7 separate regions of the Mus musculus genome follow, and all the other regions are linked to region 7. Evidence: chromatin loops called from intact Hi-C (ENCODE). Cell type or tissue: left cerebral cortex. All regions are shown on one strand. Links, peaks and the distances in the headings refer to the core of each region. The heading gives the core; the rest is flanking DNA.

The links. Peaks named below come from ENCODE experiments on the same cell type or tissue, not always from the same donor. Only the 100,000 strongest peaks of a DNase experiment are listed, where the experiment ranks them.
Region 1: it touches region 7 in a loop (3-fold over the local background); 2 of 42 quality-filtered maps call a loop at or near these places.
Region 2: it touches region 7 in a loop (8-fold over the local background); 5 of 42 quality-filtered maps call a loop at or near these places.
Region 3: a loop joins it to region 7, with 16 times the contacts of the local background. A loop is called at or near these places in 2 of 42 quality-filtered maps.
Region 4: a loop joins it to region 7, with 6 times the contacts of the local background. A loop is called at or near these places in 2 of 42 quality-filtered maps.
Region 5: a loop joins it to region 7, with 4 times the contacts of the local background. A loop is called at or near these places in 20 of 42 quality-filtered maps.
Region 6: a loop joins it to region 7, with 17 times the contacts of the local background. A loop is called at or near these places in 9 of 42 quality-filtered maps.

Annotation. Positions count from the first base shown.
Region 1 is chrX:158,282,389-158,286,944 of GRCm38, forward strand. No RefSeq gene overlaps it. Among named protein-coding and RNA genes, the nearest start is that of Cnksr2, 240 kb to the left of the region's middle. In left cerebral cortex, for the core only: no CTCF peak of the experiment used is centred there; DNase peaks (open chromatin) are centred at 2,149, 2,577 and 2,919; H3K27ac peaks cover 934 bases.
Region 2 is chrX:158,849,354-158,853,909 of GRCm38, forward strand. No RefSeq gene overlaps it. Among named protein-coding and RNA genes, the nearest start is that of Rps6ka3, 400 kb to the right of the region's middle. In left cerebral cortex, for the core only: no CTCF peak of the experiment used is centred there; DNase peaks (open chromatin) are centred at 1,625, 2,586, 3,135, 3,662 and 1 more place; H3K27ac peaks cover 2,328 bases.
Region 3 is chrX:158,392,018-158,396,573 of GRCm38, forward strand. No RefSeq gene overlaps it. Among named protein-coding and RNA genes, the nearest start is that of Cnksr2, 350 kb to the left of the region's middle. In left cerebral cortex, for the core only: no CTCF peak of the experiment used is centred there; DNase peaks (open chromatin) are centred at 2,400 and 2,711; H3K27ac peaks cover 874 bases.
Region 4 is chrX:157,484,559-157,489,114 of GRCm38, forward strand. All of the region lies in intron 1 of Sms (spermine synthase), which reads right to left. Among named protein-coding and RNA genes, the nearest start is that of Sms, 5.4 kb to the right of the region's middle. In left cerebral cortex, for the core only: CTCF peaks have their summits at 1,442 and 2,408 (motif pointing right); DNase peaks (open chromatin) are centred at 2,410 and 2,919.
Region 5 is chrX:157,940,178-157,944,733 of GRCm38, forward strand. All of the region lies in intron 6 of Cnksr2 (connector enhancer of kinase suppressor of Ras 2), which reads right to left. Among named protein-coding and RNA genes, the nearest start is that of Cnksr2, 100 kb to the right of the region's middle. In left cerebral cortex, for the core only: no CTCF peak of the experiment used is centred there; a DNase peak (open chromatin) is centred at 2,455.
Region 6 is chrX:158,040,168-158,044,723 of GRCm38, forward strand. It overlaps Cnksr2 (connector enhancer of kinase suppressor of Ras 2), which reads right to left and starts at 3,030. Exons shown (of 22, transcript NM_177751.3): 1 at 2,610-3,030. The coding sequence starts at 2,673. In left cerebral cortex, for the core only: CTCF peaks have their summits at 1,724, 2,378 and 3,572 (motif pointing right); DNase peaks (open chromatin) are centred at 1,921, 2,369, 2,638, 3,235 and 1 more place; H3K4me3 peaks cover 3,678 bases; H3K27ac peaks cover 3,609 bases.
Region 7 is chrX:158,919,418-158,923,973 of GRCm38, forward strand. No RefSeq gene overlaps it. Among named protein-coding and RNA genes, the nearest start is that of Rps6ka3, 330 kb to the right of the region's middle. In left cerebral cortex, for the core only: a CTCF peak has its summit at 2,900 (motif pointing left); DNase peaks (open chromatin) are centred at 527, 1,017, 1,683, 2,262 and 3 more places; H3K27ac peaks cover 3,835 bases.

The DNA.
Region 1 (4,556 bases), core at 332-4,331, 640 kb before region 7:
AATTGACACGATCAGAAATGAAAAGGGAGACAAAACAACAGAAACCTAGGAAATTAAAAAAATTAGCATATCCCACTACATAAGCCTATTCTTTTCAAAATAAATAAAATGTGGGGCTGGAGAGATGGCTGAGCAGTCAAGAATACTGACTGCTCTTCTGAAGGTCCTGAATTCAAATCCCATCAACCACATGGTGGCTCACAGCCCTCTGTAATGAGATCTGACACCCTCTTCTGGTGTGTCTGAAGACAGCTACAATGTACTTACATATAATAATAAATAAATCTCTGGGCCTGAGCAAGTGGGGCCACAGTGAGCAGAGGTCCTGAGTTCGATTCCCCCAGCCACATGATGACTCACAACCATCCGTACAGCTACAATGTACTCATGTACATAAAATAAATAAATAAATCTTTACAAAAATAAACAAAATCTGTTATTATTGATCAACAGATTAAGTATCACATATCTTAGAATGGGTAAAAGACATTTGTATTTAGCCAGCAACTTTTTGGTGTTGTTTTTGTCTACACCTCTGTACTTCCTGCCATTCTTTCACATTTACTTTAGGTTTAAGCAACATCAAAATTCTTGTGATTCTTAAAATGACCTAAAACCACTATTTGCCCTCATTCTTTTTTTATGTGGTACTCCTTTTATTCAAGATCTTTTATGCCTCTGTCTTCCAGATAATCCTCTTTATTTCTGTAGACAATGCCAATAAGCTTTCCTCTGTGAGGATTTCTTTTATTTTTCAGGCTGCATTATTAATGCAGCGCTGTATGTATAATGAGTATTGTTAGTATAGCATCATTTATTCTGTGCTTAATTGTTATGTTTCTTACATACAATTTAAGAATTTTGGGGAATTGAGTACTATGCAGTTCTCAGTCCTAATGAGACATCTCTACCACACACCCTGCTCCCAGTGGTCAGAGATCATTGTACAAGAGGGGGCCAAAAAGATTGCAAGAGCCCAGAAGCACTGGACAACTACAAAGACTCTGTTTTTTGAACAAGATAGTGCAGTTGCACATAAAAACCCAGTCACTATATCAGTATGCACAAGACCTGTGCAAGCTCAAGTCAGATAAAATTTTAGCACGGAGGAGGAAGGTGAGCATGAAGTTCCACCTTAGGAGCTATAGGCATTTGAAAGTTGCTGGGAGATCAGTCATTTTCTTTGAGTGCACAGCCCCTGATTGGTAGCACACTATAGTAGAAGGTCACACACCCAAGAGTATATAGGCAGCACTAATTGGACTTGAGGGATTTTTAAAATATGTGTGTGTGTGTGTATATATACATATACATATACATATACATATACATATACATATACATATACATATACATATACATATACATATACATATACATATATATATATATATTTATTTGTTTACAAAGTTAAATGGACACAAAATATGATCACTATGGGATGGAGGATGGATGTAGTAAGAGATGGGAAGGATATGAGTATGATGAAAACACAATGTATGAAATTCTCAAAGAATCAATAAAAATATTATAAAATAATTGAGTATTAATATCTGTATATTAAATACTATAGGATTAATATAAAACAAGCTGCAGTGAGTTACTAAGGATTACTGTTACCAAGTAGTTGAACTCTCAGTATATCATCCAAATAACAGTTGGTTTTATACACTTAATAACCTTTCTTTATAGTCACTTTATTGTGACTTTACTTATAGTCACTATTTTATTTATTTATAGTCACTGTTGTATTTCTTAGAGAAAACATAGAATAGAGAGCTTCACATATGTCTACTGTGTGATAAAGAGACTAGGATGTATGAGGCCAACACTGAACAAATGTCAAAGGATACTATAACATGGGTGTTATATTTGTGTTACAAAGTTAAATCAAGCAATTCTATTCAAAATCTGCATAGTTAAGGAAGGATTGAAAATAAAGATAAATTTCTACTATTTAAATACATATATGAGGAATGGTTGCTGCTTCTTAAAGACAATCAAACAATTGAAATGAAAACAGCATAAAAGATCTGTAAGCATCCTATTCCACAGCATCCAGGTCCACCACTTACATCTTGAATGGTCTATAAAGAGAAATGACTTTAGATTCTGCCATCTGTTCCTTGCATCAAGAATACCACAGAAAGCATTGAGAATGTGTTTTATGCAAGAACTGTCACACAAAGAGCAGAAGTTATGCCTAAAATTGTAGTGCTCAAACTGAGGCGAGCTGAACAATAGCCAAAGATGGAGAAATTCTAACACCTGGCAGGTCAGGGAAAGGAAGATAAGCAAATGAATCTTGCTGTTTAGCTAACATTCAAAGAGAAAGTCGTAAAGAGCATACAAGTTGTATGCTCCATTGTCAATTTGGAAGTGTCATTTTTTTTTTTTTGCACTCCAATCTTCTCATCTGGGGTCTCTTCTTCTCTATGAATCTTCCTCATCCTTTATGATATAGTTCAAATCCTATTTTGTGTGATGTCCCCAGGCACTCCAGTTAGCACTGGATATCTACCCTTGTTGCTTTCAAAAAAGCCTTATTTATATGTCGATTTAGCACTTTTTAGCTAGAATCGGAGCCAGGTGTGAGCTGTTTTAGCACAGAGAACAGTGTTGTTTTGTTTCATATTTCTATGTTCAAACCAACCATTCAGTGCAGGACTGAGCTGATGAGAGGCTCCCATTGAATGCTTTCTGAATTGAAATAGATTTGTAGAGATTAAGAAATGACTCAATTATAAATATTTTTCTTACCAAGAATGACTTGTTCCTCTAAGGACAAGTTTTACAAAATCAGTAAGTCTCAAATAATTTCCTCAGATCTTCTGTACTTTTTGTTTTTTGCTGAAATTTTAGCTCTGAATTGCATTCTTTGCTAGTAAAAATGACTCTGTAAGAGGGAAAGCTCAGATGTTACATGGAATTTTGGCTGAGTTGTGCTTTATTCTTCTTCGCCTTTCCCAACTGTCAACCCTGTTTCCAGGTTTCCTCAAAACTATCTGTTGACCATGCCATGTTTGCTACAGCTAGCAACAGTCTCTTGGCAAGTAAACCTTTGCTAGTTAAAAAAAAAAAAAGCAAAAAACAAAACCTGGAGATAAATTAGCCTAGAAGTGAACCTAAAATTCAGTTGTGTGGGAGAAATGAAAAAGGCATTGGAATAAGAAAAAAAATTTGAGAGGGGTAAAACTGATAGAGCAAGGCAGGAAATTCTCACTATTTTAAAAGTTTATAAACTTCCTGCATTAGCTTCTCTATTTTATACCCAATCATAGATATTTTCTTAAGGCAATTTTGAAAACCAGAAGAAAACAAGCAGTGTCATTGTGATATATGTTCACAGGGACCATGGCAAGTATCAGTTTTTGATAGGAGCTGCATCTTCATATCCATTTTAATGGTAAAGGCTGCAAGTAAGAGAAAACTTAAACCAACTGGCCTTAAGCAACATTGTACTTATTAATAACTGTGACACAACAGTCAACAACACTTAAAGGGAAAAGGCTTCATTTATTTTTGCAATTTGTTTTTTAAGTCAGAGAAGCAGGTGTTTAATGTAATATATGTTGGTTCCCTTCAAGGTTATAAGATGACTTCTGGTTTTATGCCATGAACCTTTGGCACATGGTAATTTAAAGGAAGAAAAAAACATCATAGGTATTTTGTTTCTGTTGAGGAGTTAAAGAAACATTTCTAGATTAAAAACTCACTGTACTACCAATCATAATGTTTTTCTTTTGAATTCTACTTGCTAGTCACTGAACAGGGTGTGGATGGTGCCTACCTGATGGAGAGAGAACTGAGCACCATGTAGAGGTGCCTTGTAATCCAAAGAGGGAGGGGGGCAAGTCTTCTGGAGTAGTAAACCAAATTGGATGCGATGATCTTTTTTTTTTTTAGTTCAAACTAAAATCCATAAAACCAGAAATGTTAGTAGTATTTAGAAATCTGGAGTGCAACATACAACACACACACACACTCATTTTTATTGCCACAGTTCTGAGGACGGATGTCATGCTTATGGATTATCATAGAAGAGGAAAGTATTCTAGGATGATGGGTTAAGGAGGATAAGAAAGGAACATGAGAGAGATACCAGTCTTGGGAGGATAAGGTAGAATTTTCAGGAAAGTGGACAGAGACAGGGATGGAGCAATGCATAGCATAATTAGCATCTTCAGCATAATGAATTAATGGCTAGTTCCAAACTCTAGTGAAGTACTGAACACATGTTTTAATGATAAGACAATAATGTTTTAAAAACAAAAAAGTACTTTTCACCCTAAAGCTCAAATATATATATATATATATATATATATATGTGTGTGTGTGTGTGTGTGTGTGTATACATACATACATATATATATATATATATATATATATATATATATATATATATATATATATATATATATATATCACCATCCTTTGAGGTATGTACATCCTGAGAAAATTAGGTATAAGAAATCGTATTCCAACCGTAAAAACTAATTCTCTTTCAGTTTTTCCACTCCACATTTTCTTCCAGCAGCAAAACTTCTTGTTCAGTC
Region 2 (4,556 bases), core at 171-4,170, 70 kb before region 7:
TTCCACCTATAGGGTTGCAGATTCCTTTAGCTCCTTGGGTACTTTCTCTAGCTCCTCCATTGGGGGCCCTGTGATCCATCCAATAGCTGACTGTGAGCATCCACTTCTGTGTTTGCTAGGCCCCGGCATAGCCTCACAAGAGACAGCTATATCAGAGTCCTTTCAGCAAAATCTTGCTAGTGTACGCAATGGTGTCAGCACTTGGAGGCTGATTATGGGATGGAACCCCGGGTATGGCAGTCTCTAGATGGTCCATCCTTTCATCTCAGCTCCAAACTTTGTCTCTGTAACTCCTTCAATGGGTGTTTTGTTCCCAATTCTAAGAAGGATCAAAGAGTTCATTCACACTTTGGTCTTCGTTCTTCTTCAGTTTCATGTGCTTTGCAAATTGTATCTTATATCTTGGGTATTCTAGGTTTCTGGGCTAATATCCACTTATCAGTGAGTACATATCATGTGAGTTCTTTTGTGATTGTGTTACCTCAATCAGGATGATGCCCTCCAGGTTCATCCATTTGCCTAGGAATTTCATAAATTCATTCTTTTTAATAGCTAAGTAGTACTCCATTGTGTAAATGTACCATATTTTCTGTATCCATTCCTCTGTTGAGGGGCATCTGGGTTCTTTTCAGCTTCTGGCTATTATAAATAAGGCTGCTATGAACATAGTGGAGCATGTGTCCTTCCTACCAGTTGGAGCATCTTCTGGATATATGCCCAGAAGTGGTATTGCACCGGGGAAAAATTCCTGAATAGAATAGCAATTGCTTGTGCTGTAAGATCGAGAATCCAAAACTTTTCTATGGAAGAGCATAATCATATTTTAAAGTGCCTTTAAGTTCTTGCATATGCTTTATACCAATTGGATCAAGAGATAACATGATTTAAAAATCTTAATTCCAAGTTGAATAGTAGAATGATAAATAGCCAATAAATGATTTACAAAGTCTTAATATTATACCAAAGGGCTTATATTTTAATGTTAAATGGAAAAAGTAAATATGAATATGTGCCTAACTTAATCCCAAATGTGTTAAATAAACATAGGAAAGTATTAAAAAGAATTATCTCTACAATAACTATGATTTTCTTTTAGGTAAAGTAATTTGGAAAGAGATAGTGTTTTCACTTTTTATGACTTTCAAATATTTCTATAGTAAGCATGCATTAGGATGGGCAGTAGAACTTACCCAGCCTGTATAAGACCATGTATTCCCTCCCAACACTAAAAGTAACACTGAAGTTGGCATAATAAGTATTGATTAGTTCTGAATTTTTAACCTGTCAAAATTTTTACATATTCATAAGTATCCAAAAAAGACTTATACACCAAATCATCTTTAAGTTCTTTAATTGAATGAACATTAAGTAATTCATTCATACCCCCCCAAAACTGCCTTTTAAAGACAAGCATTAATTCATTCTTATTTTCCCAATTCCAAATCATAAAACCTATATACAGTGTTGTTAAAAATAAAACACAAACACCTTAATTAGGATCACATTTGCAAATCTCCCTGTTGATTTTCCATTCAAGGACTTTGTGAAATATTTTTAGTGCTGTACAAAATGAAAGGAACTGGAACGCTAATTAGCATGAATCCTGCTTTTCTCTAGGTTAAACATGAGGTGGCTTGTTTTAAAGCAACGTAAAAGACAGCCATACTGTTGTGAAGGCTATCTTTCTGAAATGATGCTGTTGCAGAAAATTGTTTTATGCAGTAACCACAAAAGAGTGGTACCTAGGGGAAAGTATCACATCTTTTGAAAAAAAAATTAAAATGAACTAATCTCAGTTTGTTCAAAGATCATAAGCACTGGAATTATAATGGTGTAACCTTCACATTTGAAACATGTAAATATTCCATAAAACAGAATTAAATATAATAACAGTTCTGAAAATATTTAAAGTAAAAGGGCACAAAGGAATATAAGTATGTATCTAGTTGTTCTCTACACTGAACAGGCAGGAATTCTTCCAGGTTACTTTATGACGTGATAATTATAGCTATGTCTCAGGCTTCGGATTAGATATACTTATACTGAAAAGTATCCATTAGTTATCCAAATGTCCAGATTTACTGGGTGTCCTTTGTTAGCTAGATAAGCTAAAGAGTTCACAGAACATTTGTCTCATTCTTGTAACTTCCCATGAGTAGTAATCATTTTTAAACAACCTTTAAGTGAAAGAATAGAGTTGGATTCAGACCATCTGAAACTATCTAGAGTTGAGGGTAAGTATTAAAAAACAAAATAAAACATTTCATGAGGTAAAGCCTCATGTATCCTATGTTGGTCTTGAACTTGCTTTGATTCTCCCACCTCCACCTCCCAGGTATTCAAATTACAAACCTGTGCCAGGGCATCTGGTTTTAGGCAGTGCTGGGGGCTTCTTGCAAACCACAAATGCATTCTTCCAACTGAGCGACAAGTCTAGCTATGTATATTTGTCAAAAGATAGAGTCAAAGAGGCAATAGTACCGGGATAAGACATAACATAAAATCACTTAAGGACAGCTGAGCCAAAGACTTAAAAATAAAACTATTCCTTAAAGCTGGGTTGTGGTTTTGCTAATTCACAGGAGACGAGAGAGATGAGACTGGAAGCCATTTCTATGCCCATGGTGCTGCACTGACAACAAAGAGATTATTTAAATCCAGTGCAAAGATATTTGTATTTAGGTTCTGCCTTGTACTGTTATTAAATGTATGACTTGGTCATTTTCTTTTCCTTTAGAAACATCTTTCTGCAGACCTGAAACTGCATGAAAGACAGTAGAATTAAATGTGAAAGTTGGGAAACAGCAGAAACAAGTCATAGAGAAACAAATGTCATTCTTTTACCATTGATCTATTTTTTTTCTTCCATTGAAGCATTGTTTTTAAAGAATATCAAGCTGTTTACTCTTGAGTCATTTCAACACGAACCTGAAGCGGATAAGAAAGGAAAATAGCAGGGTGAGCAGTCCTTCCAAATCTCACTCACATTCTCAGTTTAGGGGGAGTGGACTTGAAGAATTAACTTTCTTCTCTGGGGGAGGGAATTAAGGTAAGAGGGAGAGAGTACTATGAGAGTGAGCAAAAATATCACAGCAGCAGAACACATGGTGAGTGGGCAGAGTGGGAGAACACTACAGAAATGGATATGCATGACCTCACCATGAGCATCCCTAAAATAGCCTGGAGAGATGGGAGGATTGACAGCTTACTCAACACTGTGTGTCCAGATGCACAGAGCAGACCAACAGCTCAATAATCATTCCTTGCCTGTCAGTTTTGTTGAAGACCAGTGCTTAAAACCCAAGATAGTTTTGTTCAGAGAACCAAGTATATGCTTTTAAAGTGTATTTTTCCACTTAGCAACATGCCTGAAGCAGATTTCTTTTCTTGAAGCCAACAGTCATATCCCATATGTGATATATGGATAGTACTTTGCAGAAAACTACCAGCTAAGGAAAGGAATTTAGGGTTTTCATGATGAACATTGTAGATTAGAGATTTACAGATCAAATAATGCATGCCTCACTTTTGACAAGCTTATTTTCAATTTGGAGGGAAGACAAAAAATTCACAGAAAGTTGCAAATTTCATTTAAAAGCTTTGAAGGGTTGAAAATTGCCATCTTTCAAAACACTTGTTCCACACTTTCAGATTTGCAGAGATTTTCTAGTCTACCATTTCATCCATACAATAGCTCTCTGAGGAGGAGCTTTAAGGAATTCAACATTGAGGATGCAAGCAAATACCATCTCAGCAGTGGGACTCATGAAGCCCTACTTCTAACTAAGGAACTACTAGCACTTGATAGCTGCAAGGGGAGAAAGATCCTTCTTTGAAAGTGTAGCCACTGGCAGTTGCTGATGCTCCTATGAAATGTTCCCCACCCATGCACATATGGACAGCACTAAATTAACTGAATTTAATAACAATGAAAAGAATAATAATAATATTACATGAAGCTTGGAGGTAGACATGAGGAGGGCAGGTCTAGGGGAAGTGGGAGGGATGAAATGGCAGGTGACTATGAACATGTTTTATTTTACTATGTACATATGTATTATGAAATCATCAAAGAATTAAAAGGAACTTCTTAAGAACTACTTCAATTCCACATCACACCAGTCAGAATGGCTAAGATCTAAAATTCAGGTGACAGCAGATGCAGGGAGGATGTGGAGAAAGAGGAACACTCCTCCATTGTTGGTGGGATTGCAAGCTTGTACAACCACTCTGGAAATTAGTCTGGCAGTTCCTCAGAAAATTGGACATGGTACTACTGGAGGATCCCGCAATATTTCTCCTGGGCATATATCCAGAAGATGTTCCAACCAGTAAGAAGGACACATGCTCCACTATGTTCATAGCAGCCTTACTTATAATAGCCAGAAGCTGAAAAGAACCCAGATGCCCCTCAACAGAGGAATAGATACAGAAAATGTGGTACATTTACACAATGGAGTACTACTTAGCTATTAAAAAGAATGAATTTATGAAATTCCTAGGCAAATGGATGAACCTGGAGGGCATCATCCTGATTGAGGTAACACAATCACAAA
Region 3 (4,556 bases), core at 357-4,356, 530 kb before region 7:
TTTCATGAAAGTGAGTTATTTGGGAGGTGATGCCAGCACATACTAGTAAATGAGAGTGGAGAGATAAGGGAAGGAAGATAAGCCAATGTTTCAGTGTGAGAATGTTCCCGATTCAAGTAACAGAGTTCATTCCTAGTAGGAAGCCCTAGGATATAGGGTAAAGGACAACTCAGAGTCATCTACTCAAGGAAAAAGGAAGCTAAGCCATCTGCTCCTCATTTTCAATTATTATTGGGGACGAGTAGAAATTTTAACTATTTGGCACTTTCAGCCTGCCACATGAAAGAGATGATATATATATATACTCATATATGCCTTGCGGGGGTAAATCATCAAACAGAAGATTCTATGTACTTTCAGTATGATATTATTGCTCTGAGGCCTGAATACAAAAAGGATATGGATGGGCAGCAATGGAATCTCCTATGCAGATCACATGTCAGGCGGTCTACAGGGTGGCTGTTGGAGACATTTGGCTTCACAATAGTGACATCTGAATTTAAGGATGGTGAGAAATAATGTATTGATAAGAACCCCAATCGTTTGGCAATCTCCTTAGTATGCATCTCTACATGCTTTGTGAATGAGTCATTTTCAGAAATCCAGCATACCACAGAATCATAAAGTTGAAAAATGTCCTTGTAATTTACCTAATATAGTCTCTCCCTACAGTAAATTTGTTAAACATCAATAAATGGACAGTTAGCTCAAGCTTTAAGTCGCTAAAAATATTTCAGTGGGTCTTTTCTTAGCAAGAGATAAGCTGGCATTTATTATAGTGACACACTTTGGTTACGGATGGGATTTATGGAATTTGTAATCAATATATTAAAATTCATTAATATACACAGCCAATCATGATCACTTTGCCCCATACACAGTTTATTAATCTCACAATTCAGAAAATGGCACCAATGATTCCATAGATAAGACATAATTAGAAAAGTAGTTAAGCATTTTATTTTTTTTAACTAAAATGGCTCACTCTTTATTAAGACCATCAATGTTTAGGAAGAGTTAACCATTTCAATTCAAACCGCTCTTTAGAACAAATTTTGCTACAGGATGAACTAGAGCCACAACCATTTAATATTAGGGTTAAAATCAATGATTAACAGGACTTGTTTATCTGGCAGAGGACCTGAGTTTGATTCCCAACCCCCACACTGTGGGACACACCCACCATTAACTCAAGTTCCAGGGTATCTGACACCTTCTTTTGAGCTCTTTGGGCACCAGGCATGTGGTGCATATACACGCATGTAGGCAAATACTGAAAGACATAAAATAAAATAAAATAAAATAAAATAAAATAAAATAAAACTTTTAAAGGATTCTCAAAGACATTTTACAAGGATAATATAATATACTATGTTGGAAGCAGGTATTTATACATCAAAGAATTCCAGTAGGTGATGAAAATTTTGACCAGCTGTGGCTTTATAATGGTCGCTGTATGCATAAAGAGAAACTTCAAGGGATGAGACTCTTAATTGGTTACTCAATACTAATGGTCAGCTCCGAAGTCACATATATGCAAACAACACTAAATACATTCAGCTGGTTGATGTTATATTTATATATTTATGTATGTGTATGTGTGTGTATGTGTATGTGTATATGTATATGTGTGTGCATTCAGCAATGACAATTGAAGAAAAAAAGCCATGAATGTGGGAAGAAGTGCAAGGGGTGGAGGATAAAAATAGAGGAAGGAAAAGGTGTAATTATACTTTAATTTTTAAAAATTGTCAGAGATTCAAGCTATTGGAGTCTTCTTTCCACAGGCATTCCCTAAGAATATTTTTCCCCAAGTCCAGGAGGTCAAATCCAGGGCCTTGAGAATTTTAGTCAAGTGATCTATCACTGAGCTATATATCCCCAGTTTCTGCTTCTTCTAATCATGTTAAAATGTACATAAGTTTTACTGCTTCCACCATTTAAGAGTACAATTCATCAGTGTTTAAGTACCATCACATCATTACACAACTATTATCATCCACCCACAGATTTTTTTAAATCTTCCAAAATTAAAATCTAAACCAATTAAACAGTCAATTCTCAATTAATTGTCCCACCCCAGTGCCAGAAACCCCATTCTAATTCCATCTCTAGAAAAGCCACTACTCCAGGTATCTCATAGGAGTAGAATCATACAGTATTTGTCCTGTTGTGGCTGGTTGATTTTGAAATTGGGCATCTCTGTGTTTTCCAAGTCAATGAAATTAACTCAGGATATGAGGTAATGCTGCTTTTTACTAAATTCAAACCCTAGTGAAAATACACATATGTCCAGTGCTCAGTTCACTGGTGGTTAGAAAACAAGAACATGCATAAAACACCCTGTGGCCAAAACACGTCATTTCATTGTCCTTGCAAGAAGATTCACAGAAGGCCCATCCAGGTGCTTTATATAAAAATAACAGTTCCCTCCAGCTACCTAACCTAGATTTTAGGTTATATAAAATGATTTGCTTGGAAGGAAAATGTTGAATAAACACATTGTAGGATTGTGACGATATAGTTACTCTGAATTTTTTAGGGCTATATCTATCCTCCAAAGGGTTCAGGAGCAGATTCTAAATGGTATCTGAAAATCTCAAATATCTCATTTCCTTTTCAGCGTCTGGTTTGGAGAGAAATGTGAGCATCAGCTCTGGCCAGTAACTAAGGAAAGGTTGGCCAGATGGCTTCTGAGGAAGGGTGTCTGGCTCTTAAAAAAGATCCACATGAGAAGTGTAAGTATTATTTTCTTCTGCAGGATATTTTCACTCCAACATGTGATGCTATCTTGTGACTATGAAAAGTACCGAGATCAGTCAGAAAGCCACCATGCTGAGGATAGCAGAACAGGAAGAGAAAAATCCTGGGAATCTGAGACTGAACTAGTCCTAAAACATTCCAACCTTAAAACTTCAAGAATGTGAGATTTCAATAGGCCCGTGTTTAAGCTGCTGAGATGAATGCATTTGTCTAAAACTTGCAGAGAGTTAATTGATGTAGAATGCATGCGGTCACAGAGAGATTTTCCTGGGAGGCAAACATTGGGAAGCATTTTGGTTCAGGAAAGGTTTCTTAAGAAGTATTATGTAGAAGACCGAGGAAAGAAGTAGCTTCAGGTAGAAATGAAACTGTTAACTAAGCAGTATGAATGCCATGGATCAAAAGATAGACCAAGATAATCAGACTTTTATGTGCTCATCTATTTTAGTCATTAGAATATATCTCTTGGGGGGTGGGGGTAAGCATGACCTTGAGAAGCTTAGACAAACACTAAAGGGCCAACTGTCAGCTGTCTCCATTGACAGCACTCTCAGCAACTGAGGCATGAATTTCTTTATTAAGAAAAATTGGATGGTACAATACAGTGTCTATTTTGATACATGTTTACTAGAACCATTCAAAGAATAGATGTCAGACTAGACTCATAAAAAGTACAGCTTGTAGACCTAAAATACCTGCACAACGTCTGGTAGACTGTAGTTTATACTAATGATTCCATTCATGTATTTATGCTATGCTTTCTTTTATTTAACTTACCTTTGCTGATTGCTGAAGGCTAATAATGGAATAGTCTATAAATACCCATGCATTATTACTAAGCTGTTATTGGTCTGGATTTAAATAAAGTCAATCTGGTTTGGTGATTACTAAATGATTAGCTGAACTTCCAAGACTTTCTGACTCTTGAAACTCCTCTCTTGGCTTCTCACTCACCTCTGACCCTTTCCTGCCATTTTGCTCTATCTTAGGTATTCTCTGAGGCAGCATCTTTGACACCAACTTGGCTATCTCATTAAAAGTTTGTGTAATTAGCATACCCTGCCATGTTCTTAATTTCTTTCAAACTTACCAGATTCTCAAACCATTTCCAGTACTGACATTTAAAACAGACATTAGCTCTTTGTCTTCCAGGACATTCCAGATGTTTTTGGAGGACCTAACCACTTTCAACTTAAGACCATCTAGAAATAGTTCTTATTGTTTTTGATGAAATGAGCTCACTTTCAACTTTCTAGTTACATTTTTATTCTATTACCCTTCAATTATACTTATTAAAAATCTTAGATTTGATGGAGCAGTTCTCAGTGCCCCACACCACAGCTTTACCTGCCTCCCAAGAGGCAAGCTATAACCAGACACACACAAGTGCAACACCCTGACAACCATGCCCCAATATCCCCACCAGCAGGAACCCCAGCAAAACTAGCAGCCATGAGTTTTGCCTGTCTGGTAGGAGCTCCATCTTCCTTTTGGTCTACACCTACCCCAGCTGCAGTTGTAAACACTGCACTATGCCCCATCCCACAACTCTGCCTGCCTCCCAAGAGGCAGATTCTAACCCAGCAAGTTCTAACAGCAGTTGTACCCACAGCCCTACTTGCCTCATAGGAGGCCTGCTCAAACTGTAGACATACAGCTGCATCTGACTCTTGGGAGACATAATCTAACACATAAAACTCAGACCAACTAACACCAGAGAAACTAGATAACTAAAGGCCAGCTAAAGAATGTAATTAATGGAAGCCAGTGTAATATGCCACCATCAGAATCCA
Region 4 (4,556 bases), core at 374-4,373, 1.4 Mb before region 7:
GTATTTAGTCCTAAAGATTGTAATTAGTGTTAAGTAGTTTATGTCTCACTTGATGATCTTCCAAGCATTTTATTGATGATCCCACCCAACAGCACGATGTGGCTATCATTAATGCCTTTATGGAGAGGAAAGCATTGAGATGCATTTGTTAAACTACACAGCTAAGATTCTCAGTGAATCTAGAAAAGCTATTGCCTCATTTGGGTTTGGGGCTTGATTACTAGTATAGCCTTGTCCTCAATGACTTCTCCAAGACGACACATGACACTATTGTTTTAATGAAATCCAGGCCCATCACACCATAGGGTAGCAGAATTTCTTCCTGAGTGAGTATGGAAATGCCTAGTTGTTAAGGGTTTAAAAGAGCAGTTGTGCATGATTTACATCCTTGGTTTGCAGACTCAAAGTTGACTTTTCTTCACTTTTCAAAAGAAGCAAGCTTGTAATTGAACTACCATGAAATGGTGGGTAGAGCTGCAGGGCTCACCAGCAGTTTTGGGTTACAATTGTAGTGAAATGGTAGATTAAACACCCAGAATAATTACTGACTCCAAAAAGTCAAGTCACTCATAGCCATACTGGACAATTTTTAAACATACAACCACAGGCAATATCTTTTAATGATGCCTTACTTGGCATGAACTTGGGATCCCCCTACCTCAGTATCTCCCATGTCTGCAGATCACAGGTACCACACTCTTGCAAATGTCCAGTAGTTTAATAAATGAATCCTTAGCTACAAGGATTAGTTTAGTGTAGATAGGTTAGGGGGTTGCGATTAAATTAAAGATGGGCATCACTATTCTTTAAGACAGCAAATCCAAAAACAAAAGTACCAAGATCAAAGTTACCAAAGGCCTCAGGGCCTTAGCCTCAACTCCTAAGGAGCTGCCAATTCAAATACAGATTTTAATTGTATGCAGAGGAGATGAGAAGATTCCAAACTGGTAATTCCGCCAATGCAAAATCCAAACTGACTCTATTTTCTCAAAACAAACAAGACAAATTGCCTACCAGTTCTTCGACTGGAAACTCCTTTTCAGTGGCTCATACGGGGCTTTAGTTGACTTGAAAAAGTACCTTTCCTCTATTGAGAGGGGAGGAAGGGGTTGTCAGTGCCTTGGTTCTACGTTTTCAGCAGCAAGTGTACCTCCCAAAGCATTTAAAACAAGAGAAAAGCATCCAATGAAAGCTAATAGAGGTGTCTTGATATAAAGTACAAATTGACTTTACCATGTGCTACCTCCATCAGCTTAAATGGAGATCAGGGCTAGAGAAATGGTTCAGCAGTTAAGAGCACTCACTGACTGCTCTTCCTGAGGCCCTGAGTTCAATTCCCAGCAACCACATGGTGGCTCTCAACCATCTGTAATGGGATCTGATGCCCTCTTCTGGTGTGTCTGAAGACAGCAACAGTGTACTCACATATATAAAATAAATAAAATCTTTTTTTAAAAAGAAAGAAATTGAGATCATGTAGAAGCATTTTGCCTTTTTAAAAATGTTTCATACAATACACTTTGATCAAAATTTTAATTGTAAGCCCACAAAATAAATTCCCAGCAACAGGGTTATTATGGCTGAAGTCATTTTTTGTTGTTGTTGTTTTGTTTTTCGAGACAGGGTTTCTCTGTGTAGCCCTGGCTGTCCTGGAACTCACTCTGTAGACCAGGCTGGCCTCGAACTCAGAGATCTGCCTGCCTCTGCTGGGATCAAAGGCATGCACCACCATCTTGAGAATGATCAATGCTACAGAAGAATATTCTACAAATCCAGAGGAAAGAGAAGTTGATTTAAATAACAACAAAAAAGTTGCAACAAAGCAAATCAGACAAGTCAAAGAAAGGCAGATTCTAATCATGGCCCTCTTCCAAGCAGTCTACGAATCATTTCAAACACAATTCACTTATGGTAGAAAACCTAGCAAAGTAGAATCAATGTCTTCCTCCAAAGCTGTTTAGTTCTGAGACACCCGGAGCACCAAAGCAAAGTGAAAGGCTGGATGCAGGGATTTCAGTAAAAGCAAGAACTGGATAGGAATTGATCTTCTGGGCTGATAACTGAGTTTATATTCATCCACAAGGTACTGAGGACCCAAGGATGTTTTGTAAATGAGAAAAGGAATCAAATGATCCAGCCTTTCTGCCAATGGAGACAAATGGTGAGACTGTGGCCAAGAAATAGAAGCCTGAAAACAGATGAGCAGTGAATTTTGAGTGCCCTGAGCAGGTGCTCTCACAGAAAGAGTCAAGGACAGGGCAGAGGAGGTTCTTGGGATAAAGTGTGTCAAAGAATTCTGATACAGTTGGAGGGACTGCCTTCTGTTTAGTGTTGGGTTCTTTTATATTATTGCTGTGGCCGTCAACATCATCATCCTGTGCCTTTACAAACACTGGCCAGAAGAGGGAGTCGGATTCCCTAGAGTTGCACTCATAGGCAATTGTAAGCTGCTGGACTCTGAACCTCTGAAAAAGCAGTAAAAACTCTTATTCTTATTCTTGTTGTTGTTGTTGTTGTTAATTTGTTTTGTTTTTCAAAGACAGTGTTTCTCAGTCTCTGAGTAACATTTCTGACTATTCTAAACCTAGCTCTGTAGACCAGGCTGGCCTTGAACCCCAGAGATTCTGTCCCGCGTGCTGGAATCAAGCATCTGAATTAACCCAAAGGAAGATGTTTATGATGGAAATTTAAGAAACACCATTTAAGAAAGTTCATCGTAGGGTAGAACCAAAGCTTTCTTGCCCAGTCATCAGTCCCTCAAGGCTCTAAGGTTAAAGCCAAAAAGGCAGAAATCCTTTGTGGAGGAGAAATGTAAAGGATGAGGTGCTGGTGAATCAGAAAATGGCTAAATATAATCAGGAATGGCTAAAGCTTGACAATTTATTTTAGCTACTGGAGTCACACAAAGAAGGCACGGCTCCACCAGAAAGTAGTTCACCCAGGCAAATTAGGAGAGCCACAAATTTACATAGGCTCAACAGGAAGTAATCGCCAAGCACTAAACAACCAGCACCTTGGGGGAAGGTGGAGCCTTCCGTAACAATTTGCATGCAAAATAGATGTTTCCAGGAAGGACCTGAGGAGTTTTGCTTATCATACTAATAATTGAAATGCCTTTAGCCAGAATTTAGGGCAATTACCGGTGTGGGCACTACTGAAATTTGTGGGCTCTAGTAGGCCTTTTTAGGTATCTTTAACGTGTTTATTAGAGTAGCTATAGCATAGCTACAGTCTTGTTTTATTTAGAGACAGGGTCTCAGGAATGCAAGGCTGAACTCACTATGTAGTAGAAGATGGCTATTAAAGTCTAATCTTCTTGCTCCACCTAGTAAGTGCTGGGATTGCAGGCACGGTGGGAGGAATCAACACAAGACTTGTGTATGCTAGGTAAGCTGAAGTCTCCAAGCCCATTTCTCCAGAAACCACCACATTTCCCTCACACTGTGGGGCATGGAAAAAATACCCCAATAGGCAATCACTACCTTAAAAAGTAAGGGATTTGGCAATTAGGACAGCAGCAAAGGCCTTGCAATCAAATAGGTAATCTCACATAAAGGTTGTCAATCTCAAAGACGATAGGGGAGGCATGAGTCGTCCCATCATTCAGTTTGCAAGAATATCTTGGGTTCAAGGCTCCACTGCACAAGCTCCTCTTCCCTCCCCAAATCTGGAAATCTCAATGGGCCTAATTTATTGATACTTAAAATGTGGACTAGGCCTGCCAAAGGCGCACAAGCATGCTTCAAATGTGTACTTTAAAGCAGAACCTGGACCTGGTAGGGGCACTCCAAGTAAAATAAAGGTGTGGGCGAAGCCACACTCTATTAGCATCTAGGGATTCATTCACTCAGGGGCCAGTAAATCCAACCCAAAGGGCCTTTCAATTTGAATGGGTAAAAATACACCTATATTTTTTTTCACTGAAAATCAGCACGTTCTCCCACTTATGTCGACTACTCACTCCTACCTGTTATAACCAATGAAATCAAATTTTTTATACTTCTACTCCAACAAGCCAGGAGAAAATATCACATCCTACCCTCTACATACCCAGAGCCTTGATTAGGGGCTGGGACCAGAACAAGAGTATGTCCTCTACCAGTCCCCAAGATACTCAGGACTAATTTATCCTTGTTGGGTTTGAGCTGGAAAAAGAAAAAAGGAATCTCATGTTTCCTGAGATCAACACTCCTCAGAATTCAACACTTCACTTATAAGATGACCAAAGATGAGATTTGTTTTAGCAAAAAACAATTTTCTGAGTTCCTTCATCAGGCAGACGGATTAAGTACTCTCTAAGTGGTTAGGTTGCAGGTAGTTTGCCTTGGTAACTAGGTTAGACGGAACTGAAACAATAACATGGCTAAGGAGTTCCAGTTTAATTCCACTAAAATCACAGCATGGAACTGCTCCATTAGGAAGGATTACCAACAAACAGGAGGAGGAGAACATGCATTCAAGCTCCGCAGCCATTTGACTCACCCTTGAGTCACATCCAATACTTCCATGCCAAGAGGAATGCCTTTTGACTCACTATCAACAATTAAATGTTTTTA
Region 5 (4,556 bases), core at 176-4,175, 980 kb before region 7:
ATGTTCTGGTTTCTTAAGGCTATCTAAAGAAGCTTATACTCAATCAAGTAACTACTTGAAAAGTGAAATTGCCATAAAGACATAAAATTCAGCACAGTATTTCAATATACTAAACATAGCTTAATTTTCTAAAATTCATACTAACATTACGTGGCAAATTTGTGTATATGTTTTAGTCACCTATTATACTGCTATAATTTTACAATTTAAAGTAGCCATCAATAGAAATATTCTATCTGCAATTAGCTTTTATCTGTAATTAGCTGGAGGTGAAACAGTAATAAAATCTTACTTATATAAACTTTCTTTTTTTATATTGTAGCATTCTGCATTTTCCTCCTTTATTTTGTAGTATTTGTAGTATTTTATATTTTCTTATTCCTTGTCTGATATACAAGAGATTTAACAATAACCAACACAATATCTGCAGAAAAGTATACATTTAAAATTATACAATGAAATCAATTTCTATATTATTTTCTCATACTTTTATGTTTACTATATAATGAGATACCCAAATATCCCTGTGATTTCAGTGAAAAGATAAAAGAAAAATGAAGCAGAAAAGTTAATGGTTTGGAATGACCAAGAAAATGACAAGGTAGTTCCTTCAATTTTAAAGTCATTTCCAAATGTCATATATGAAAAGCTAATAGTTCTGAAAACTGCTGAGCAAAGCACTAAATGGGAAATGAAATTAATGTTACTTTAAAAGAAGGTTGTTTACCAGTGAACTACAGTTTCTTAAATGAAATTTCACAGTTTAATATAAAATAAATAACCCAAACAAAAGTATTTATGGAAAAATATGGCCATAACAATATGGCAATCTTCAACCTTATGTTGGTGACTGTGTATGTCATATGCAGTTTTGAGTTTATATTCATCTCATTACTTATTGGGAAGCAAATAATATTAAAAACATCAAAGAAGGGCTGAAGAGATAGCTCAGTGGTTAAGTGCACTGACTGCTCTTCCAAAGGTCCTGAGTTCACTTCCCAGCAACCACGTGATGGCTCACAACCATCTGTAATGGGATCCAATGCCCTCTTCTGATGTGACTGAGGACAGCTACGGTATACTCACATACATAAAACAAATAAATCTTTAAAAAAGTAAAAAAAAAATCAAAGAAAATGATTGGTGCTAATGCTTCTACCTTAGCTAATAAAAAATTAATAAAAGGACTAAAACAATATTTGTAAAAGGTAAATATTACTATTTTGTTTTAGTTTTGTACATTAAAAGATTGTGAGAAAATAAAGTGGGAAAGGCAGCAAAGCCCCCAACAAACCATTATTTCGACTAGAAAAACAAATCATCACCATCATCCTCCAAAATCCATCCACCCACCCACCCATTCATCCATCCACCCATCCATCCACCCATCCATCCATCCATCCATCCATCCATCCATCCATCTATCCATCCATCCATCCATCCATCCATCCATCCATCCATCCATCCATCCATCCTCACTAATACTTATTACAATGTGCCAGGGGTTGTTTTAAGTATGTTACATTTATTTAATGAAGTCTATGTGGTGTAGCTATGACTGACCCTGTTTAGAGGTAAAGAAATTTGTCATTCAAATATCATTTTTTTTTTCTGAAAATGCGATGACTACTGGCTTTGCATTTCATTCAAACCATCTCTGTCATTTTTGTTTTGTTTTCCATTAGGAGTTAATTTTGAACAGCCCCTTCTCCCCTACTCAGCTTGCTCAAATGATCTTTGCTTCATTTAATCTCCAAACACCAGTTAAGCAATAATAGCCAAAGCCTCATAATCAAGATGGTAAAATAAGGCATATTTGGAGATCATACAGCTCACCAGATAAAGAAGCCTGGAGCCAAGAAGTTTCTCCAATGATGCCTATAGGTCCCTCTGTTCAACTCATTATCTCTCTTCTGTCATCCATATTTCAATTGTTCTAAAAGATCTCATTTCTACAGCTTTTAATTTTCTAAGTATTGTGTTTTTAAGCAAATCATGACTTAATTACAACTGAGCACACTTATTTGCAGTCTTTCCCATGCCTTTGCATTTTATATATTTAAGCAACTGCTTGTTAGTCAAATTTTCAAACTGATTTATTTTAAATATGACATATGAAGGTTATTCAAAAGTGAGTGCATTTTAAAATAGCATCTTGAATAACTCATATAAAGCCTCTAATCTTTTGCAAATTTGATATGAATCATAAGAGTCACCCTTAATTCTTTCCATTTATATTCAACATTTTAGATTTTTTCTCTCCCTGCGAAATATCAATTCAGTTGATATATTCTCACCGTTCTTCACATATGAGGTTCTTTAAGCAACTTCACATTTAGAAATATCCTTTTAAGCTGCTCATACCTACATTTAGTAATTCCAAATTTGGATATGAGCGACGTTCTGTGTATGTGCTGTTAGGTTGAGAACTTGGGAATCCCTGACATCATTGGGCCTACTTTTTACTTTTATTCTTAGATCCACCCTCCACAGATGCTGCAAGAAATGAGTCCAGTGGAGATAGGAAAGGAGGTCATGGGGCTGAATAGTTATGCTTCCTGTAATAAGACAGGAGAAATTTGATGAAAGCTTGATCTAAAACATATTGACAAGATTGAAGAAATAGGCTGTAAAACTGTTTCGGATGAAGACTTTTGAAATAATTAGATATAAAATATTGAAGGAAGCCTCGGATTTTTAAAAATTTTTCTTATCATAGACAGCTACAAAAACAGCTAATACCATTAACTGGGAAGGGGGAGATAAATATAAGAATTTGGGATTTCTTTTCTCTAAAGAAAGATTGATTGGAGAGTTCATCTTTTGTCAGTGTGACAGGATCTAGGGTCACTCAGAAGAGAAGCATCTGCGCGCACACACCTGTGCACAAACAGCCAGACTAAGGGTAGCCTCTGAGGGAGTCTGCTAGGTACGATTTCTACTAGATCAAGTGATGCGACTGGAGGAGACTATCTTAACGGTCAGGGGTTCATTCCCTCAGCAGGAATCTTGGCTGTATATCAAACATTGAGTAAATGAATTGAGTACTAGCACTCCTTGGTTTTTTTGCTTCTTGATTGTGAATGTAATATGACTAGTGGCCTCAATATCCTGCCTCCTCCATCTCCTGCCATGAAGAACTTGGACAGTGAGCTAAAATAAACACCCCTCCCCCCCAAAAAAGATATTTTTTAAAAAATGTCAGATATATTTTATTTAGATTTACCTCATAAATTCTTGCCTGGTTATTATTTGATACAAAATAATTATTAAAGAATCCATGGTTCTTTTCTTACTTTCTGACTGAGAAAATTAATACTTACTCTATAGGGCTGCAAAGAAAATACAAGGCAAACAGAAAGTCTTTCTACCACCCATCTTAACTTCTAATTTATTTTTCTTTGTCTTTGAACGACACTTTCCAAACTATTTAGATGTTTGGTTTTTACCATTTTAAGTTTATGTCTATTCTAAAAAGCTGATACAAACCTGTGTTAAGTTAAAAAAAAAAAGATCTCTCTCTCGGGACAATATAGTCATAGAGAAATAAATTGTCCCTAAAGCCCATGAGTTAACTGTGGCTCACTTCATATGTCTATTGTTTCCCATGCTTCTGGTGCAAATTAGTAAGAAAATTTAATTCTGATTCCCCAAAAATCTAATTTAATCTAATGTTGTATTAGCTCATTTTTTACTGTACACATTATGCTATGAAAATAACTTAAAGAGGAGATGAAGAAAAAAATAAAATACTCAATATTATGCATTGAAAAGTGTTTATATTTTAAAATATGAATTACTTTTGCAAAGGCTCATGCAGATGTGTTCTAAAAGCCTAGGGTATATCTGCAAGTAAGAACAGGATCAAACACTGTATGTCCTATGTATTATTTTACTTATACAACCATAAGTATGATGAATTTTCATTTATAAATTAAACAAGATTAAAATACCTAATAAAAACTGACATAATGGTTATATGAATACAATTTCTTTCTCTCAAAGTATCATATATTTTCAATTTAACAGTTATATGAAAAATTTTATGGCTTCTTCTTAGCATATCTAATTTGTTTGCACCAGTATTTATGCAGTTTGGGGATATTTATTGTAAGTTAGATGAGACTTGATTAAATAAAGTTCTTTTGATATCATGACTTTCAATTTAATAATCTCAATAGCTATTATGTAGCTAATGAAACCTACCCCATCCCCATTGTCACCTGCCATTCCTGGTGATGTTGCAGGTTAACCTTGGCAATGTGTACATTGTCCCTTTTTGCTTTTATTGGACAGTCAGTACTATAAAATTTGTTTTGAGTTTTATAACTTTGGAGCATTTTAGATAAGGTTGTGTTTGTACTTGTGTAGAGCGAAAGGAGTGTGTTGAATAAAAACTAGGATTAGAATGCAAAAAACCCAAAAGCCCTCAGCACACACATAGAATGTCAGGCATCATGGAGCCTGACTGCAATCAAGGGCTAGGAGAAATAGGAGGTATTGGGGTGCTTGCTCGCTAGTCTGTGTGTTGAGCTCCAGGTTTATTTAGTAAGATA
Region 6 (4,556 bases), core at 197-4,196, 880 kb before region 7:
TATACCTGTAATCCCAATTCTGGGGTAGTGGACAAAGCAGGATCCAAAATCCTAGGTCATGACTGGCTATACAGGAAGTTCAAGGCCAATCTGTACTATATGATATCCCTTTTCAAACAAACAAACAATAAAATGTTGTTCATGCCTTAATACTGACTTTATAACACTATATATTTAAAAATCATTAAGCAAGGTCTAATCAACTCAAAGCTATAGGCTAAATTGGTAGTCGTCTTTCCAACATTTCTGTTACTGAGGAAAGTGAAAAACTATCTTTTAAATGTCATTTTTTAAAGTTTACTGGGAAAAATAGTAGAGAAAATTAACTAAGGTAACACTATAAAGAGCAAGTTGAGGAAATTCTCATCTCCTCCAACTATTTTTAGAAATCTCATTTTCTGATAGGATCTGAAATGTATATGACTATCACAGAAAATTTAACAATAAGCAGTTTAGGACTAAGCAGCTAACTGGGACCTGAACTTGATAATTAAAGCAGATACTCTCCTAGTCTTATTCAGTCTTTTGTTCTACAAAGGCATGTAAATTCTATCTTGGTTACCTAACTGATCTTCTTAGGTAACTATAAAATGTGTCACCAACAGGTACAAAAAACAAGTTATTCAACTTAAATATCATGTAAAGTTAAAATTACAGGAAATAATCTTTTCCAAAGTTCAAAGAAACTACATTTTGCACTGGAGAGATTTTTAAAGGACATCATATGCTGTGCTTGCTTCAGGGAACCTAAAACAGTGGAGAGAAAGGAAGCCGCAAGCATGTAACTGGGTACGAGGTAAAGAAGATGGAGTATGCAGTGCTCATTACAGGCATCATGGGAATTTCTAGAAGGCAATCCCATGAAGCCAAGACACCATAAGTCTGAATGTTGTTGCAGCAACAGACCCAAACTAAACTCACCTTTCAGAGAAATTCAAAGAAAGCGTTTTAATTCAACATTCTTACTTCCTGTGACTACTCTGTCATCCATGACTAAGAAACTGAAAAGACAGAATTTTCCTGAGGCGTGTGTGTGTGTGTGTGTGTGTGTGTGTGTGTGTGTGTGCGCGTGTGTGTGAATCCAGGAAGCTGGAATTTTAATAGCAAATATGGAAAGAGAACAAGCAGCAGAAAAGATGAGGCACTGTTAGACTTTGTCTTAGTCATCTTTATAACCCCCATGGCAACCAATGCACTGCACACAAGGGGCAGTGGATAAATAATGAATTAGGTTTAATTCAATTCACTTGCACTTACAGTGTGCTTCGCAGTTACAAAGCATTTTTCTTACATATGAGATGAGAAAATCAAAGTAAGTGAGAAGTAACAGGGCAAATCAGGGAGAAAAGGAAGCAAAACACATAAAGAGAAACCCTAGAAGAATAGGCAAATGTCCGAAATGGTGGGGGAAAGATTCGGGGAGAATTTATTTCTCCCTACTACCTTCAATCCCTTCCATCTTTGAGTATATAGAGCTTAGAAAGTCTGACTGCTAAGCAAGCCTTAGGAAAGGGGCTCCTTCCTCTTTGAAAGGGGCATTTTCACAGATAAGGCTTGAAGAATATCTTAAGTTTGCCTGCTCGGGTACGACCTCAAGCAAAACTCTCATATTTTCCAAGCATGTCCAAGAATCTTTTATTTCAATGTAAGCATCCCCTTTGCAGAGTTCAGTCTGGGGATGACTGGAGAGGTCCCCAACAAGCCCCTCAACTCAGACAACAGAGGGAGATAGTGAGACAGGAAAGCCAGGAGACTAGAGAAAAAGCCCACATTTGCGTCTAGGAGGAGGGCTAAGGTTTGAAACTGGTCATTAGAAATTGTCGGGTGTGTGTGTGGGGGAGCCTTCAATATGGAAGAAAGGAGAATACTTGAATGCGCATCACTTTAAACCCAATGTTGGACCCTTAACAAGAAGCCGCGAGAGGTTTAAAGCCACCGCAGACCTCAACCTAGGAAAGCAAAGGACATGCTGGGGTGCACAGGAGGGATCCCACATATATTAGCTTGGATGCTGCCCTAAGGGAAGCATGTTACCCTAAAGTAGCTCGCTCCCTTCCCGATCATCCTCAGCCCAGCATGGAGGAGGGGGTTCCCACCTTCCAACTGGAGCGACTGCATCCTGACCCCATTATGCGGGCTTAAAAGTTGCCAGGAGAGTTGGCGCTGGGGAAGGCACTTGGCAGGGCGAGACCTAGAAGGGGCCTCGGGTTTCCAGGAACAAAGGGGCTGGTGAAGGGGCAGCCACGAGAATAGGTCCCACGGGCTCCTCCCTTAGCCTGGAAACAGGGTCGCCGCGTCCTCTCAACCCGAAGGCGTCGAGGGAAGCGGGAAGCGGGGAAGCTGCGCGGGGATTCCACCGCCCTGCTTCCAGCTTCAACCAGGTGGCGCCCGCCGCCCTCTTGCTCCCCGCGCCCCTCCAGCTGAAGACAAAAGAAGTCTAGGGTCCCCGGGCCCCTGCCAGAGCCAGAGGACCCCTGTCCATCCCCAGGGAGGACCCTCAGCAGTTGGTTGGAAGCTCCCAGGACGTGTTATGCCCTAGCGGGCACCCCTCCCTCGTACCGGGACCCTGCGCCCCAGTGTCGCCTCGCTCTCCCCACAGAGGGCATTACCTTTCATCCAGTCCACTACTTGACTCGGAGACCATTTGCTCACCGGTTCCATTATCAGAGCCATGGGCGGCGGGGTCGGTGCCGCGTGGGACGCGGAGCTCGGACAGAAAGCCAAGTCCGCAGCCCGCTGCGCCCTCAGGTGGGGTCGGTGGCCGGCCGCAGCCTCCCGCGGTGGGCGGCGCGGAGAGGGTGGCTTTTGTGTTTCGGTCCCAAGGCTGGAGCGTCGGAGGTGGCTGCGGTGGGAGCGGCGACGGCCGGCCAGCTGGCCGGGGTAAGACGCCGGGGTCGGCTAGGTCCCAGCCCAGGCGGCAGCCGCAGCTGCGGCGTCCGCGGCTCAGCCCGGGGTGAGCGTCCCGAGGGGCTTCAGTGCATGGCTCGAGCCGCCGAGGTCGCGGCGGGGAAAGGAAGAGGCGCCGGCGCACGGTCGCAGCCAACTTGCCCGCTCGCTCGCCTGGCGCGCGGGAGTGGAGCCCCCGGCACGACGAGCCGCCCGGCGGAAATGACGAGGGGCCTCCTGCCACCCAAAATATCTCTCCGCAGCCCTCGGGTGCGGGGCGCGCGCTCCACGAGCCCCCCGCCCCGCTCGCCGCCGCGCGGTCCCGCCCCCAGGGCCGGCAGCCGGTGCGCGCGAGCCCTGTGCGCGTGCGTGGGCCAGCGCGCGTGGCCGCCGCCCGACTTCTAGCAGACTCGCGGGCCAGGTGTGGGCTGCTCGCGCTCCCGCCTTCCCGCCCCGGGGGTCGCACTCGGCCGGAGCCGCGCCGGGAGGGCGTGTGCGGCAGCGCCTGGAGCCCCGGAGCCAGCCGCTGCAGCTGGAGGCTCGCCCAGCCCCGGGGTCAGTTAGGCAGTCAGGTGCGGCGGCGGCAGGAGAGTGGCTCCCAGTGGCCTTCCAGGAGAGTCAGCGAGACGGGTCGCCCCACCAGTTGAACGGACAACCCGGGGTGGCGGAGGAGGGTACTATAGCACCCCTGTCCCAAGCTCTCCTCGCCACCAGGGGGGAGGGGACGCCGCAGAACTGCTGGGGTGACAATGGGAGTCCTGACTGTTCTCTCTGTCGCCCTCGCGGCTGCTGAGTTGGCTCCCGAGGTGACTCCTCCGGACCCTGCGGAGAACACGGGATGTGGGCTTCCGCAGATGGGAGTCAGGATCTAGCCAGAGACGCCCATAGGAGACTAGATGGCTCGTGCTGTCGGATCTACCCTGGGTGATAAAAGGAACCCGGGAAGTCAGAGATGTCAACTGCAAGAGGCTCCAGCCTCCAGAACCCACACGTGCCTCTTCCCAGGCTCTGCTTCAGTTGTCGGCCACCTCCTTCAACACAAGGTCCCCGACATCTATTTTACATGATGTCATTTTGTGTTCAGTCGTTCTTATATAAGAACGGAAGAGTAATAACAGGACTTAAAGTTAGTGACAAATTGCAAACATAATGTTTCACATATTGTTTGCTTCAAAAAACCTATGCATGCTTCTATGCAACGTTTAGAAATACACATTTTGCCTAAATGAGGCTTCACTTTCAATGACAATTCTAGAGCGTCTAGTAGCAAGCTCTACCACCATTATAGCTGGTTTGTTTTTTTTCCCCCCTCGGTATAATTCTTAAACAGTCACATTGAGTAAACAAGCAACTTCTTTTATTTCTATAATCATTTCAATAATGTCAATAAATCATGTCAGTTCCTTCGGTACCCATTTTGTCTAACTCAAGTTTATAAGATACAGAACACCACTTTCTTCAGTTGGCATGGCTTGGCAAGTTCTCCCCCAACACAGGAGAAGGCAAAACAGGAGTAGATAACACACTGATGTTTTTATGCTAGTGCTACAAACAAATACCATTTAAGAAGCTTGTGTTCAGACTTGTTTACTAATAACCCAAACTCCAAAATATACAAATAAAATTTTAAAAAGAAATTTACTGGGGACTGGAGAGGTGGCTCAGCGGTT
Region 7 (4,556 bases), core at 420-4,419:
GTTTAAAGTTGCTGAAGAAAATGACATGCTGCTACAGGAATGAGAAGGCTATTGACAATCCTTGTTCTCTTCTGAGTCTTACAGATGCCCCAGGAGACATCTGTAGGGCACACAGAAGAACCCTGCTATAAACATTTAGGAGGGTAGTAGAAAAGACAAAAAAAAAAATGAGTGATTGGGAATATTTATTTAAGAGCTGAAGTTCCTCTAAGCTGATAATGTGGCAGGCACTTCACTGAATTCAGTTATTCCATCAGGCCGACTAGATTTCAGTTCATGCTTCATTGGTGAGTATGCAGATTGAGTCTTAGATATGTTCAAGAATTTGACCCAAACTAGAAAGCAGAAAACTGGTGATTCCCAGGTTCAGACCTAGATCTTCATGGCATCATAGCCCATGTTCTATGTGCAGAAAAATCACATATTGATTTTGAAACAGAACCCTAGGCAGGGTACCCCAGAAGGCACACAAACAATGATCAGAATTCTGATTCCCCCGGCCATACCAGTAGGGATGAGAAGAGGAGAGCAAGATGATTTTCTGTCTTAAATGTTTCTGAGGCAAATGTTTCTGACAACTGTTAGAACACTGGGGCATTAGAATGGATCCAATCTGCATGACTGCTAGGGGTCACATTTTTCCAGGCAGGCCTGATATACAACTCAGAATCTACCCAACTGGCAAACCAAACCCCAAACAAAAAAAATAATAAGAAATAAAAAATAAAGAGAGAGAGAGAGAATTTTTTTTTCTTCACCCACACTGGAACCTGCATCAGTTGAAAGCTGTTTTGTTGTGGCAAGAGAAACATTAAATGTCACACACTGAATTTGCTCTGATTATGAGCTAGCCATATCCCTCCGACAGAGAAGGAGTCAGGCAGAGTCACAGGTGTTTAAAGAAAGCATCCTGCAGCAATTTAAACTGAGTACTGGAGGCAGTGAGCAGGGCACCAGGGCTTTCTTTGCATTTGCATATGCATATGGTCAGAGGGCTAAAAACAGAAAGCCCCATCCCTGGGACACACATGCTCAATCAGGCTGCTTCACCCTGTGGGCTAAGTTTAGCAGAGCTGCGTGGTATTGGTGTTGCCTCTCACTGGTTTTTGTCAGTAAGTCTCTCTTTTCTCCCTTCAGCTGAGCAACACGCACTAAAAGAGACATAAGAAATAATAGAAGGGGCAATATTTCCAAGGTCACACAGCAAATAAAAGGCAGATCTGTGATCTAAACCTAAGCCTACATTTCTGCTGCTGTTGTTATTTTGATCATTTTTCAGTCATGTTTTGTTTTCTCTGGCCTGGACAATGAAAGCTTCCTCACACTGCCCCTGTAGGCTGCAAAGCTATGCCAACAACCACAGAATTTCACCTTAATAAGATGATTTTTCCAAGACAGGATAGTGTCTCTGGGGGGAAAAAAATCCCCCTGCAGATTTTTTGAAATTCTGAAGTTCCTCAGTTAGTAAATATGTGAACAAAAGAGCTAAATATTGTATTGGTCTTTGAGGTTTAAAAAAAAATGAACCCCTTTTAATCAACTGTGTGCATTGGATCTTTTAGCAGTGCTGACAAACACTAACAGCACTAATAGTACTGAAGAGCTCCTATATCCCAGCTTACTGTGTGCTTAACATCAAGTCACTGAAGTCTCACTGTAATCCCCAAAGATGCTTGCATCGTAGGGATCAAAAGCTCTGCTGGGGACAGAGTAGCACAGACCTATAATCACATCATTCAAGAGGTAGAGGCATGAAGACCACCCTGAGCTACTCAGCAAAACCCTGTCTCCCCACCACCATCCCCCAAAAAGAAAAGAAAGAAAAGAAGCAAAAAGAAAAAAAAGAAAAAAAAAATTGAAGGCTTTTCCATACCACACAGTACCTAACTAGGATTCCCCAGAGAGAATTACTCAGACAATAATTGCTATAAAAACACTAAGGAAATTGTTGATAAATAGTGACACTGTTTGCAGAAATGTGAAATACAAAGTACTTTGGGGATTTTTGAAATACCATAATATCCTGAACAATGTTGTCTTGGTTGTCGAATGTTGCTGTGTTCTTGGAAAGAAGTCAAATAAACAATGTCATCTACATTTATTCTAGAGAGAAGGGTAACATGTTAGATTGGAAGGCATTGTGTCATCATTTGCAGCTTGTAAAACTGAAGACCAGGAAGGGAAGGAATTCAAGAATACTCAGCCAGCTAAATCAGCCGGGATCAGAGCCAGATGTCCTGGAACTGCAGGCCCTTTCCCACTCACCCGCAAGTTGTATCTTTCCATCTTTCCCTTCAAACTGCTCCCTTGGACCATGGCAAATGGACACAACTAATACACTAATGCCCCACTCTTCCAACACTTGGCAGAAACGTTTGTCTCGGAAACATTTAAGATGGTGTTATAATCGTTTTTCTTTTTTTCTTTTTAAATGTCTTTTCTGCGAAAGAAGCAGTAAGACTAAGCTTCAGGCTTCTCTGCCTCATCATTATATAATACTTGTCTGGGACTGCAAATCACTCGCAGAAGGACAAAGCTCGGGGGAAGAAAGGGTGGGTGTGAATCTTTTGTGATTTCTTGAGTAACGGGAGGCGATTTGTCATTTTAGGAAAACTGGAGCCTGTGTTCTCAGATTCATGCACGATCCAGCCTGTTTGACTCTACTGAAAACTTGCGGTTTCTGAGCCCTTCCCTAAAGTTGGGGGTAGAACACACGGGTAGCAGACAGACCTGTTTTTCTCTCCTCCCTTCTCCCCAAGTAAGAGAAGCTAATAATAAATCAAAGTTCTAGAACTTGAATTTGAACTGAAAATACCTCAGAATAAAACCTGTTTCTTCCATCCGGCAAATCAGCCAGAGCAGGGACTACTTGCATTTTCTGTGAACGCTCGCCCCCTGCTGGTCAAGTTTGATTATGACTGACTCTTGAGAGAAGTAAACAAAATTACCATACCAAAAAGAATTTTTTATCGACGGAGAGAAGATTTATAGAGAACTCATTAATGTAACTTTTTAGTCTTAAAGTTAGCGGTTATGGAGAACCCACAGGGACTTGTTTTTAATTCTCATGGAGACTTTCACAAGCGAAATTCTTGGGGAGCTCTCCAAAAACCTTGTTGCTGAACATATTTATAGAAATGTGAAAATAAAACAACTCTCAAAGGATAACAGTGTAAAAAAAACTTTGGCTATTTATATTAAACTCCTACCAAAACAGCATGCAGTCCCCTCAACTTGGGACGATAAAAAGAATTCCAGAGCAAATAAAGTTACCTGGAGGGACAGGGTCTCCTGGTATAATTTAGGTTGGCCTGAAATTCACTATATAGCCCAAGCTGGCTGCACACTACCACCAGTCCTCCTGCCTCGACCTCTCGAGTGCTACGATTACAGGCTTGAGGCACTAAATGTGGCTTGAGGGGTACTTTTAAAGTATTTTGACTCAAAACCAATGAGATGTGTTGTTTAAATACAGTACACCTGAAACTCTGAGCTGCCCACTTTTTGCCTCCTTGTAAAAAGTCCTGCCATGTGCTGCCCATCTTTACTTAAGTACTTCGTTTGAAAGGTCAGCCAGTTCTATTAGAAATTCTGCTCAGCTTGATTTCAGTCTCTGTGTCCTGCTCTCATTTGATAAGGAATGCATGCCAATGATCTACGGTTAGCTGCTTGGTGGCGACTGCTTTTCCTCCCTAAAGCCCTTCCCCGGCTTTTCTTTCTCCCTCTCCACCACCCACATGCTGCTCTTATTCGGACTACTTCAACTGCCTCTATCACTCATCCACACCATTCCTGGCCTCCCTGTGCACCCACGTGCATACCCTTAGTGTGGCTCCATTTAACCCCTTGCTTGCCTGACAAATACAAACTCAACTAGGCTGGCGGAGTCTAGCACTCACGGGGACTGTGCACAGGTTTTGCAGTTCCCACCCAGAAACTAATCAGGCTCCCATCAGCAAACAGATCACATTACATAAGGCAGCTGGAAGGCGGCTCGGAGGCTGGGAAGCCAGATCACAAGGCTGCTGCTTCACCCACGTGCTGGTGAATCTTCCATCAGCCCCTCGGGAGAAGCAAACCCAGACGTCTGTAGTTAACAGCGTACATTTTGTGCCTGCCAGCGAGCACGCAGGTATAGAATACAATCTGCTAGGTTTTACGTCCATGTACCCCCAAATCAAAATACTCAGCAGAGACCATGTAGCCCCCAGGGAATACAGAAACATTTTTCCTTCTTTGAAATTCCTTCAACTCTTTATTAAGCCTCGTACTTATCCGAGAATAGCTTTTGTTTTACTGCCTGGGCAGTATGCGTTTAATGACTAATGGGCACAAAGCAGGACAACCCTGTCACACACACACACACACACACACACACACACACACACACACAAATGGGTAACCCAAATTCTCCCTTCCTGCTCCTTAGATAAGCCTTCACACTTCACTGCTCAGTGGAAAGCAAAGAAGGCATGGGGTGAACTGAATTCAGCTGTTGTTACCTGATTCTGACCACACTGGAAGGAGTCTAATTTTCAGGCACAGATTTGGTTTAC